4 separate regions of the Homo sapiens genome follow, and all the other regions are linked to region 4. The links are chromatin contacts, found by Hi-C or POLR2A ChIA-PET in ENCODE. All regions are on one chromosome and are shown on one strand. Each heading gives the region's core, a stretch centred on a gene start or an enhancer-like site at or near the end of the contact. The rest is flanking DNA. Distances are from core to core; before and after follow the strand shown. Region 1 overlaps YPEL1 (yippee like 1). Region 2 holds the start of LL22NC03-102D1.18 (a long non-coding RNA gene). Region 3 holds the start of ZNF280B (zinc finger protein 280B). Region 4 has its middle 37 kb from the start of VPREB1.

Region 1 (2,866 bases), core at 145-2,644, 500 kb after region 4:
GATAGAAACTGTTGAACGAGGCAGAGTTTCTGCTCTCTCATTGCCTCTGGGGCTCCTGTGTGCACTGGGAAGTGTGAGGTGAGAAGTGGAAGGAGCCAGGCACCCCATTTCCTCGGTGTTTTCTGAGGTAGGCTTAGTGTGTAAAATGACATGAGGTAATGAGAGGCGGAGCTGCTCTGGGCCCCTGGGTAGGGGCAGTGAAGCTTGTGGCCTTGTGGAGCCCCGTGACACCTGTGTGTTGGCCATGACCTAAGCAGGTGACCTGAGCACTGAGAGGTGGTCAATGTCCGGCCCCATGCATGGTTTTGTTTCGGAAGCATGCCAGGTGTGTTCCTTGCTACATGGTCAAAAGGAATTTGAGATGCTTCTGTTGAACAGCCTGGAGGTCATCAATGAGCTGTTTTAAAAATTGTATCAGCTGGGCGTGGTGGCTCACCCCTGTAATCCCAGCACTTTGGGAGACCGAGGTGGGCGGATCACTTGAGGTCAGGAGTTTGAGACCAGACCAGCCTGACCAACATGGAGAAACCCCGTCTCTACTAAAAAAAATACAAAATTAGCCGGGTGTGGTGGCACATGCCTGTAATCCCAGCTACTTGGGAGGCTGAGGCAGGAGAATCGTTTGAACCTGGGAGGCGGAGGTTGCAGTGAGTCGAGATCGCGCCATTGCACTCCAGCCTGGGCAACAAGAGCGAAACTCTGTCTTAAAAAAAAAAAAAAAAAAAAAAATTGTATCAAGAATAGAAGCCTGGCTGGGCTTGGTGGCTTACACCTGTAATCCCAGAACTTTGGAAGGCCAAGATGGGTGGATCACTTGAGGTCAGGAGTTCAAGACCAGCATGGCCAACATGGTAAAACACTGTCTCTATTAATAAAGTACAAAAAAATTAGCTGGGCATGGTGGCACACACCTGTAATCCCAGCTATTTGGGAGACTGAGACATGAGAATTGCTTCAACCTGGGAGGCAGAGGTTGCAGTGAGCTGAGATCACACCACTGCACTCCAGCCTGGGTGACAGAGTAAGACTCTGTCTCAAAAAAAAAAAAAAAAAAAAAAGGCAGAAGCCTGCTCAGAAGTCATTTGGTGCCAAATGAGCATTTCAGGATGAAAAAAAGTGCTGAGAACTAAGCTCTCTGAGCACACAGGCCACCAGGAAGGATCAGACCTCGTGCCTCCATGGGTGATGGGCCGGGCGAGGTGGCAAGATGACGACTAGAGTGAGCTTTTCTCCCTTCCGTGGTGATTCTGATGAGGATTCATTGAGACCATCGAGAACACCTGCCACGCAGAACAGAATCCAGTACCTGCGAGGCGAGAGGCACTGTCTTCACAGCCTCTAAGTTTGTATTTGTCACTAACAAGGAATCCCCTGGCTCGAGGGAGCCTGTTGCTGCTGTAGGCAGCTCTGGTTACTAGAAGGCTCCATTTAGTTAGCAAACTCTGATCTGTGGTCCAAATCTGCCACACCACCTGTTTATGCAAAGTTTTAATAGATCACAGCTGTGCTCATCTGTTTACAGAGTAATTAGAACAGGGACCATATGTCCTCCAAAGCCTAAACTACTTATCTCCTGGCCCTAATTTACAGGAGGAGTTTGCTGGCGCCAACTCTGATAAGACAGCTCTGAATCTGAATCACAGAGCTGCTCTTGTCTCTGAGCCAAACCCTATTTAAAAATAAGGACTTTCAGAGTAGGTGAGAATTAGGAAATTCAGTCCAGAATATTGAAGACTGATGAGGATGTGGGAAAAGTCTATAAGATGATTATTAGTTAAACTGAACATAGAATAATATTCCTAATCCCAGAATGCCACTTAAGGGAATACTCATTTTTAAGCCTGAATGCTGAGGAAAAAGAGCCTCCCCAGATCTCAACAGCTTAAAACACAGGTTTAGTTCATGCTCAGGTGAGAAGTCTACCAGGGACAACTGGGGGCTCTTGTTTTTTGTTGTTGCTGTTGTTGTTGTTTGAGATGGAGCCTTGCTTTGTCGCCCAGGCTAGAGTGCAGTGGTGCCATCTCCACTCACTGCAACCTCTGTCTCCCGGGTTCAAGCAAGTCTTCTGTCTCAGCCTTCTGAGTAGCTGGGACTACAGGTGTGCGCCACCACACCAGGCTAATTTTTTGTATTTTTAGTAGAGGGGGTTTCACCATGTTGTCCAGGCTGGTCTCGAACTCCTGGCCTCAAGTGATCCTCCCACTTTGGCCTCCGAAAGTGCTGGGATTATAGGCATGAGGCACTGTGCCAGGTCCTTTTAATTTTTTTTAAATTATATAATATTGCACATAATCACATTAAAATAATGTGTATGTGTAAACGAGGAGACTTGCTTCTTCCTCCTGCCTTGTCCGGCTCCATTCCTTGGAGATGTCACTGTTAGTAGTTTGGCATCTGTTGTCTTTATTTTGTTTTAATAGAAACACATTTTTCACTTTAAATAAAGGGCTCAAATGACACTCACTTTACAGCTAACTTTTCCTCACTTAGTATTTTATGACTTTTATGACTATTTTTATTTTTATTTATTTATTTATTTATTTTTAGACAGGGCTTCTCCTGTCACCCAGGCTGGAGTACAATGGCATAATCTCAGCTCACTGCAACCTCCACCTCTCGTGCTCAAGCGATTCTCCTGCCTCAGCCTCCCAAGTAGCTGGGAGTACAGGCTCACAGCCACCATGCCCTGCTAATTTTTATATTTTTTGTAGGGACAGGGTTTTGCCATGTTGCCTAGCCTGGTCTTGAACTCCTGACCTCAGGTGATCCACCCACCCTGGCCTCTCAAAGTGCTGGGATTACAGCCATGGTGCCTAGCCTATGACTGTTTTTCCATATCTGCTCCTACCTTCCCATCCCCTGCATG
Region 2 (2,981 bases), core at 1-2,500, 500 kb before region 4:
AGAGAGGTTGGCTTGCAGGTGAAAGATGCTTCTTATGAAATCCCTTGCCCTGCTGTCCCAGACAAGCTCCAGAGAGTCTGTGAACCCTCAGGGTATCCCCTGCAATCAGCCCCAGCCCCAGTGGCCCATGACTTTCCTGTTGTATGGAGACTTTGAACTGAAAACTCACTACTCTCTCCTGGCAGGTGCAGTCCCTCAGGCTCTCACAAGCCTTTGAGCACAGTTTGGGGGGAGTTCAGCCCCACCAGCCTCCCACCCTGCAGCAGGGTCATGAGCATCCTGCCCACCACAGGAAGGGCCCTCCTGAGCTCAGAATCAAGGACACGCTGGACCCAGAACCCTTGGGCTGGGCAGGTTGGTGAGACCCTGGGGGGATCACCTGTGCAGTGAGAGAGGAGGCCGAGGAGGAGAACGGTCCAGGCCATGGCTGAGGCACCACCAGTGCTGCTTCCTTAGGCCCAGACTGAGCAGGTTCCTCCCAGGCCTCTCTTATCCCCTTGCTGGAGAGAGCGGCCCATGATGCAAATCAGCAGAGTCAGAGGCTGCTGCTGGAGGAGATCTGTGGTTTCCAGAGAAGGACTCAGCCCCAAAGGAAACAGAGAGAGGAGGGCTGGCCCCTGCTTACCCACCCCCTCAGCCCATGCGATTTTCCTTCACCCACTGGTCCCATGGTCTGGGCTCACATCTTTACCCAGGTTGTGCCCAGCCTTGCTCCTTGGCTGGGTTGGTCGTGGAAAAGCTCAGAGCTGACTTCCTCTGTATTTTCTAGGGGATATAAAGACCTTCCTATGGGATAGATGTTGGCCGTGATTTAAGAGGTTGTTAGAGTCACAGTGGTGACAGGGGAATTATCTGGGGTCCACAGTCCCCTCCTTCATTCCATCCTGGCTCAGAAGGGAGGTGGTTAGCTTTTTTCTGCTTCTCTAGTAATGTCCTGATTGTAAATATTTTATGTCAGACATGAGATGTCTGGTACAGGCCTAAATCCATTTAAAGTCACATGCCAGAGCCCAATGCAGGGACCCTCTTCATTCTCACTCATGTCCAAGACGGGTCCCCAAGAGCCCAATGCAGGGACGCTTCTCATCTCCCACAGGGGACGGCACAAGCCTTGGACAGGTACAGGCCCCATTCCAGGGCACAGCTCCTCTGTGCTAGAGGAGAATGCAATTCTTGGTTGCCAAGGGCACATAGAATTTTGGAAGATCCATGGGATGCGGTAAGTTTCTACCTTGGCTGCGAGTTCTAGTGTCAGGTCATGGGTGCTGTGCCTCAGTATCACCAGGGTGCTGTCAGGACCAGGGACAGATCAGGAGGTGAAGGAAATGTTTGCTTCATGAGAAAATGAGAGGGGGCTGCAAACTCCAAGACCCAGGAAGTAAGTGTTTATTATAACTAAGTTGTCTTCTGTTGCTGGGAAAATGTAACAATGGATAAAAACTTAAGTCAACAAAAGATTAATGAGTAAGTATTGTGTGTCTCATAAGGAAATCAAGAACTACGAATTGGCAGGTTCCCCAGAACAGAGTCAGGAAAGACCGGGGACAGTGGACGTTGAGGGGTGGCCAGGGAAGGAGAAGTGGCTGTGTCTGCAGGACAGGGGCTCCCAGAGCAAAGGCAGGGAGGTGGGACACGTCTGACTACAGGATGGGATGGCATGTGTGACAGTGAGATGGGGGCCAGGTCGATGGGAAGAGGCAAAGTGCCTGAATGTGTGTCAGAAAAATAAGGATCATCTCCAAGAGTCAGATCTGAGAACCAGGAAGCCAGAAGAATGTAAACATCGGTGTCAAGGACAAATACTCTAAGAAAAGAAGAACCTCTTTCCCTCCAGATCTCAGGTCATGGTCACCGACCCTCCCTGCATGTGGGCATCTCCCTGATGCCCAGGCCCACCCCATCTCCAGGTGCTTCTGCCAGGTTACTCTCTGCTGCCCCCTGGTGGCCACTCTACGCGGGCTGCTGGAGGCTCAGGGGCCTCCTGGGTCCAGGTGTTGCTTCAGAATCTGCTGCTCAAGTCCCTGATCCCTTCGTTCATGGACTGCTGACCTCAGGGAAGAAACTCCTCTTCTCTGTGTGGCCCCTTCCTGCCTCAAGACCCGGCACAAGGTGCTCAAGATTCCTGATGGAAATACAAACACTCCATGTAGTAGAGGAGGTTTCAGGTTCTTCCTCAGGCTCCCTGCACGTCTGTCTCTCTGTGTGGTGGGTGGTCCTGAAGGGGGACTGGGGCTTGGTACTGAGGGATGCAGGACTCACAGGTGGCTTTGACTGGTTCTGGATACAAATACAGGGCCAGCGTACCTTCGTAGTGACTCCTGCAATAAAACAGAGACAGAAGCTCATTCACCCAACATATATCCACCCTGGCCCACTCTATCCTGGCAAGACTGCTTTTCAGGAGCTCAGCATGAGGAAAACACAGTCCTTGCTCTGAGGAGTTTCCTGTCCTATTCCTGGGTCAGTGCATGGGTCCACACCAGGTCCCAGACCCTCCCTAGTTCACCTGGCCCTGAAGACACTCAGGGGAGTTGGTCCTGGTCACTCCCCTCTACCTGATGCCCACCAGGCAGCACTGTAGGGACCCACCCTGCTGCCTGTGTATCTGGCCCTGGGCCAGCTTTCTGGGTCCCCATTGGGTCACCCAGCACTGCTTTCCCTGAAGTTCCAGAGCTTTCCTGACCCAGGAGCAGAGAATTCAGGGAGTGCACTTGACAAGGAAAGGAAGGGCCTGTGACAGGGAGTGACAATCTTAAGGCCACTGGGGAAGGAAGAAAGAAGAGCAGGACCAGGGAAGTCCTAGACCCATAATGATGAGCTCTTCTGAGTGTCCTGGAACCCGCCTGGACTTGGGGAGGGGACGTGGGAAAATCCTGAGTCAAATTTTTGAGGCCCTGATGCCAACAGCTTCCCCTCGTCAGTTCCTCCAGCTGCCTGTGGGGAGCGCTGCTCTACCTGGACATGGAGCCAGTCAGGACCTG
Region 3 (2,748 bases), core at 114-2,613, 300 kb before region 4:
TATAAATAACCCTGTATCCTTTGTTTGGGGTACTCTCGTGGCAAAACTGCTGGCGAGTGTACCCTTTCTGCAGAAAGTGAAAATGGCCTTGCTGAGAAAATTAAATTTATGTTCAAGTGCTATTTCTTTGCGGCACCAGGGAACAAGCATTTCTAACAACTAGCAAAATTAGGACATATCTAATTGAAGGATAATGAACATATTACCAAGCGGACTGGTGAGACACAGTTAAACTGGTACTTAAAGGTAAATTTATAGCATTAAATACAAGAGAAACAAAAAAGTTTACAAGCAAACGAGGTAGGCATTTTTCTCCAAAAGTTGTAATGAGAAGTAACAGAACAAGCCTATGAAGTCACGAAGGAAGAAAATAACAGAATGGAAGAAATAGATAAAATAGATAAGAAAATAACATTATAGATTAATTAAACCAAAAGCGATTTACCCGCCCCCCAAAAAGATTGCTAAAATAGACTTTTGGCAGAATTGGTCAATTCAAAAAAAAAATCAAAGCTGCAAGTAAACTGAGTGGGCAAACTTTCTGTAAAGGGCCAGACAGTAAATATTTTAAGCTTTTCATACATGGTCTCTGGCAATTAATCAACTTTGCTGTTGAAGCAGGAAAACAGGCATAAATAATACCGAAAGGAATGGGCATGTTTGTTGTTCCAATAAAACTTTATTTATGGACACTGAATTTTGAATTTCATATAATTTTCACATGCCACAAAATATTCTCTTTTTAGCCATTAAAAAAACGTGAAATCGGTTCTTAGCTTGCTGCCAGCTGTACAAAAACAGGTGGCAGGCTGGATTCAACTGGCCCCAGATGTAACTAGAAGAGGACAGATGTTAGGTTCAGTTGTTTCCTCACAATCCCTTAAGCATGGATAGTCAACAAAGGGACCACACCTGAGAATTATAACAGCTGGCCTTCTGGTGGGCAAACCATCCCCTGATGGACTGGAAGCCTACCCCCCACCCCAAGCCCTGGCTGCGACAGCTCTGGAACCCTGACTGCCTGGGTGCCCCTCAGCTCTGGAACCCTGACTGCCTGGATGCTCCTCAGCTCTGGAACCCTGACTGCTTGGATACCCCCTCAGCTCTGGAACCCTGACTGCCTGGAACCGTGATCCGGAACCCAAGATCCTTTCAAGGCCTCAGGGGTATTGCTGCTGCCCTCCTCCTTCTCAATTTAACCCCGCGTCCAGCCGTCGCCACCAGGGGCGTCAGAGCGCGCGCATGCTCCTAGCTCGGAGCCGCGCCGATCTCGCGCCGGCACCTGGCAGCCAATCGCAGGTCTCCACTGGACGCGCGCGTGTGGAGGCGTGCGCGTCGGCGGCGCCGGGGGCCTGAGGAGGCGTAGTCGCCGCCGGCTGTGCCCCGGGAGCGCCTCCGGGGCTGGTGCGTGGCCGGCAGCTCGCGAACAGCAGCTGATCCGGACTGGTAAGGACGGGGGCGTGGCGCGGCTTCAGCGTTCCCTGAGGGGAGACTTGAGGGATTTCATGGCGAGCCGCAGCCCTGCGGGTCGCGACACCGCGCTTGGCCGTGCGCTGCCGGAGCGGCCTTTGCAATACAGCCGCTTTCTGTGGGGGAGTGCAGGGCAGAAGCAGGTCCCACGATCCCCTCACGCACACCCCCTTCCCTAATCTCAGCGGGCGCCACTTTTACATCAGCCTCCACTCCCTCACGCAGACGCCCCCACCCCCGGGCTGGGCCCGGGCCTCCTGGAGAAGGGGCCTTTCCTGGCTCCCAGTGCGCTCCCCTCCCCCATCGCCCCCGCGGGGTCTCTTTTGGCGCTCAATGTATTTAAAAATCTGAAAACTGCTTTGTAACCCCAGGCCCTCCCCAGTTCTGGAGACCTGTAGGCCCAGACCCCTTAAGGCATTTGAATGTATGGGTCTCTCTCCCCTACCGCAGCGTCTTGTCTCATTTACTGCGTCGCTGTCGGGACTCTTAATGCAGCCCCTGGGACCCTAATGGAGTCCCTCCCGTGAGAGCCAGGACCTCGGGTGATTTGCAGGCTTTTGATTTGGGCAGTTGGCGGGTGGGACGTTTTCCTTTGCTAAGGTAGGGTAGATTGGAGGAACAGATCTGGGGGAAAGGAGTTCAGTTCACTTATCTGGTTAAGTGTGAGATGATTGATAAACACCTAAATGGCAATGTCAGGCAGTGGGATCGAAAATATTCTTGTGACATGTAAGTAACTAATGCTTCTCTCTGGTTACCTCAAGGATGTGACCTTCTGCCTGGAATAGCTCAAGTTCTTAAAAGTTGCGTTGTAATAAACCTGAGGTAAGAAAAGAGAAGTCTCCCTGATGAGGACCAAAGTTGTATTTTCGTCCTTCAGTTTCGCTCCCCTGCCCTTTCCTTTGCTGAAACATAGCTGTTTGGTATTCAATATTTTACTGAGGGAATCTGAATGATGTGTTTGATTAGTTCAGGCCAATTGTTGATGTAGGTCATTCGGGAACCCTCTAAATTGCTTTGTTGAGAAAGGAGAGGGTGGTAGTGGCATTCTTTTACCACATCTCTTGAAAAAAAAAAAAAGAGCATCAGGGATGTTAAGTTATATAAAGCTGACTCCTTTTATCCTACCCTCTTTCTCAGCGACTGTATTTCATGAGGTAACTGCATGCAGCAGGACAGGGGAGGTCATCTGAAGTCATTGCATGCCAGTAGGTGAGATTATAGTGAATTGTGTGCCCAGCAATTTGTGATTACAGCTCAGTGAGACCCATTGTATTA
Region 4 (2,780 bases), core at 223-2,722:
TTTTCATGAGATCATAAGAATGTGTGTGATTGTTTCTTGATTTCTTATCCAAAACAAAAATTTAATTCTACAATTTTGTGAGATAAAAATTTCATTTAGAAAAGTATATATTATATATTTCTTCACCCAACATATTCGCTCAAACAGAAATGCACTGGTGAAAATACTGTGATTTTTTTTTTTTTTTTTTTTTTTTTGAGACAGTCTCGCTCTTTCGCCCAGGCCGGACTGCAATGGTGCTATCTAGGCTCACTGCAAGCTCCGCCTCCTGGGTTCACACCATTCTCCTGCCTCAGCCTCCTGAGTAGCTGGGATTGCAGGCGCCTGCCACCGCACCCAGCTAATTTTTTGTATTTTTAGTAGAGATGGGATTTCACTGTGTTAGCCAAGATGGTCTCGATCTCCTGACCTCCTGATCCGCCCACCTCCCAAAGTGCTGGTATTACAGGCGTGAGCCACCACGCCCGGCCATGATATTTCTTTATTAATTTCTGGGGAAATGGTCGGTCTTTTTTGAGGGATGCCCTTTTTCATCCTTGTAAGACCATGCTGATGCATGCTGCCCATGGGAAGCCAAAGGGTCAATGAATCCCCTGGCATTGTGTCCAGTCACTCCATTTCCTTCTCCCGTAGCTTTTCAGGGAAGCAGCCCTGAGAACTCAGAGGATCTTTCTCTGATTGAAGCATCTGACCTCTGGTTGATATCTCTAAACATGCTGTTTTTTCAAAAATCATGTTCACTGTCTTCCAATGACTGTGCAAATGTCTCAACCCACATCCTCCCAGATGCTCAAGATAATCCTTCATTGATATAAAATGGACTCTAATTGCTAATATTCTGAGAAAGTTTTGCTTCTATGTTCATTAATGAGATTGTCTTGTATTATTCAAATCTGTTTCTGTTTCTGTTGAGTTTAGTTTTACTCTTTCGCTGGAACATCAAAATAAGTATGTGTGTTTGTGTGTGTGTGTGTGTGTGTGTGTGTGTGTTTATAATTTTATACAAAGGTCCAGACTGTATAAATGGCAGTTAGCACTCTCTAACCCAGCCCTCTACAAGGAGGTTTAGAAATAATGGATAGAACGAGATAACAAGCTCCTCATGCCCAGACGATAGGACTGAAAGGCAGTGGTAATGTGCACCCAGAAACCTTGACCTCATCCCTAAAAGAACTCCTGATCTAAAGACTGAGGATTTTGAAGTGGACTGAGATTCTGGCCATGCTGGAGAAGCTCCAGGGTTCTTCTTGCTGAGTCTAAGTTGTTAGGATGGGAACTTCCCCAATTCCAAGTGTTTCTCATTCTGTGCCCAGGAAACATTGTAGTTCAAGTTCCTTTGAGCAAATTTGTTCCTGCTGTGTGATTTGTCTCTGCTTGAAGGGCAGGCTTGGACAAGGACTCCATGAGGGCGGAGGATAAAATAGGAAGCATTGGAGTGTGAGTCTAGTGCTCAGTGGCTCCTGAGGTGCAGGAAGTGGCTCCTGCTCGGTGGTGCAGGTGCAGGAAGTCATACTTCAGTGAGGACACTGCTTGCTCAAGTGTATGAGAACCAGTATTTTCCTATGTGGCCTGGCCCAGAGCCCTTCCCTCTCAGGAACAGTCCAACAGCACCCCCTGCTGGCTCCGATCCCAAGTCGGGTGGCCCCTCAGACACAGACCCAGCTCTTCTGGAAGGACATCCTGACCATTGCAAATGGATCTTTCAACTCATGACCTAAGGGAGTAGAATGAGTGGGTCCTCTCTGCAGTGTTTACAGCTGAGACATTATTTCTTTCACGTTAGTTATGGTCTGCAAAGAGCTAATCACAGAATGTGTTTCAGGATGCACAGTGATGATTTACCAGATATCAGCATCACCAGGCGTGTGAGTGTGTTTCTCCCAGGGGCCTGTGGTCATCACCAGTCTGTGGTCATCTTGAACCCAATCTAAGGCTTAATGTTCTGCTGAGCCTCCAGGTGGTTCATACCTGGGGATAATTCTACATGGGCTTCTTTTAGAGGTTGACTTATTTTGTTATTGTCGTTATTGTCGTGAGGGTCGCCTGTGAGATTCCTTCAGCTCCTACTGCACAAGCCTTGGCATTATAGCCCATAAGAATGATGCTGTCAGAAAAAAAGTGTCTCTTGCTCTGTTTCGCCTCTGACTTCTTTTGCTATTTAATATTATCCTGGTAATACCTCTTTTCTTTTGACCATGTTATATATTTAAGGTATTTTAGTCTAATTTTATAATTTTCGTCAATATGTGGATGGATATAAAAAGACAATTCTCAAAAGTGGAACCCCTCCTTTCTTTTTGGATGTTCTCCCCATACTACTGGCCTGAGGAACCCTCACGTCCCATTTCCCCACCATCACTGGGCCCTGATTCATTTTATTCGTTAAGAAGATCCCTGGATTTAATGGGGATTGGATTCACAAAGCCTAGGTCTCAGAGAACTTCTATTCATCCAACATCTTTCCAACCAAAGAACCAGAGACAAGCACTAGAAATGTGGAGTCAACCTGGAGGCTTGAGGCCTTCATGGCTCTGAGAGCTGGGTCCTTACTGCGGAGGGGCTGCCCTGCACCTGGGAACAGAGCAGCTCTTCCAGAGGCAATCTCAAAAGAAAGAGAAACCTAACTTCTCTGTGGGTTCAGAGCCCAAAGGGTGATCAGCAAAGCCAGGGCCAGATGTAGGGACATGTGAAGCCCATGAGGGCCATACCTGCCAAACTTCTGCTGCTCTTCTCATCCCAGCAGACAACAACGAGGGCTATCTTTGTTACTGTGGACATAG

What was found. Hi-C counts contacts between places; a loop is a spot of excess contacts on that map. ChIA-PET counts read pairs that join two places held with the same protein, here RNA polymerase II (POLR2A). Pooled maps may share reads with other maps.
Region 1: a map of mammary epithelial cell shows a loop between it and region 4 (7-fold over the local background). The contact joins two enhancer-like sites. A Hi-C loop is called at or near these places in 2 of 168 maps with a recorded cell type or tissue (K562 and mammary epithelial cell) and 3 of 50 pooled maps. POLR2A ChIA-PET finds 5 or more read pairs at or near these places in 1 of 52 experiments (BJ).
Region 2: a loop to region 4 is called in a map of K562, with 6 times the contacts of the local background. The contact joins the promoter of LL22NC03-102D1.18 here to the enhancer-like site in region 4. A Hi-C loop is called at or near these places in 1 of 168 maps with a recorded cell type or tissue (K562) and 1 of 50 pooled maps.
Region 3: a pooled map shows a loop between it and region 4 (8-fold over the local background). The contact joins the promoter of ZNF280B here to the enhancer-like site in region 4. A Hi-C loop is called at or near these places in 4 of 37 single-sample maps with no recorded cell type and 6 of 50 pooled maps.

What each region holds. Positions count from the first base shown.
Region 1 is chr22:21,706,524-21,709,389 of GRCh38, reverse strand. All of the region lies in intron 2 of YPEL1 (yippee like 1), which reads left to right. Among named protein-coding and RNA genes, the nearest start is that of YPEL1, 28 kb to the left of the region's middle. Within about 2 kb of position 1,394, at least 3 of the 41 ENCODE cell types and tissues checked have a DNase peak (open chromatin) inside an H3K27ac peak, as active enhancers do.
Region 2 is chr22:22,709,863-22,712,843 of GRCh38, reverse strand. LL22NC03-102D1.18 (a long non-coding RNA gene) reads left to right here and starts at 1,250. Exons shown (of 3, transcript XR_001755442.1): 1 at 1,250-1,378. It also overlaps IGL and IGLV3-21.
Region 3 is chr22:22,507,357-22,510,104 of GRCh38, reverse strand. ZNF280B (zinc finger protein 280B) reads left to right here and starts at 1,363. Exons shown (of 4, transcript NM_080764.4): 1 at 1,363-1,446; 2 at 2,235-2,295. It also overlaps IGL.
Region 4 is chr22:22,206,828-22,209,607 of GRCh38, reverse strand. It overlaps IGL. Among named protein-coding and RNA genes, the nearest start is that of VPREB1, 37 kb to the left of the region's middle. Within about 2 kb of position 1,472, at least 2 of the 41 ENCODE cell types and tissues checked have a DNase peak (open chromatin) inside an H3K27ac peak, as active enhancers do.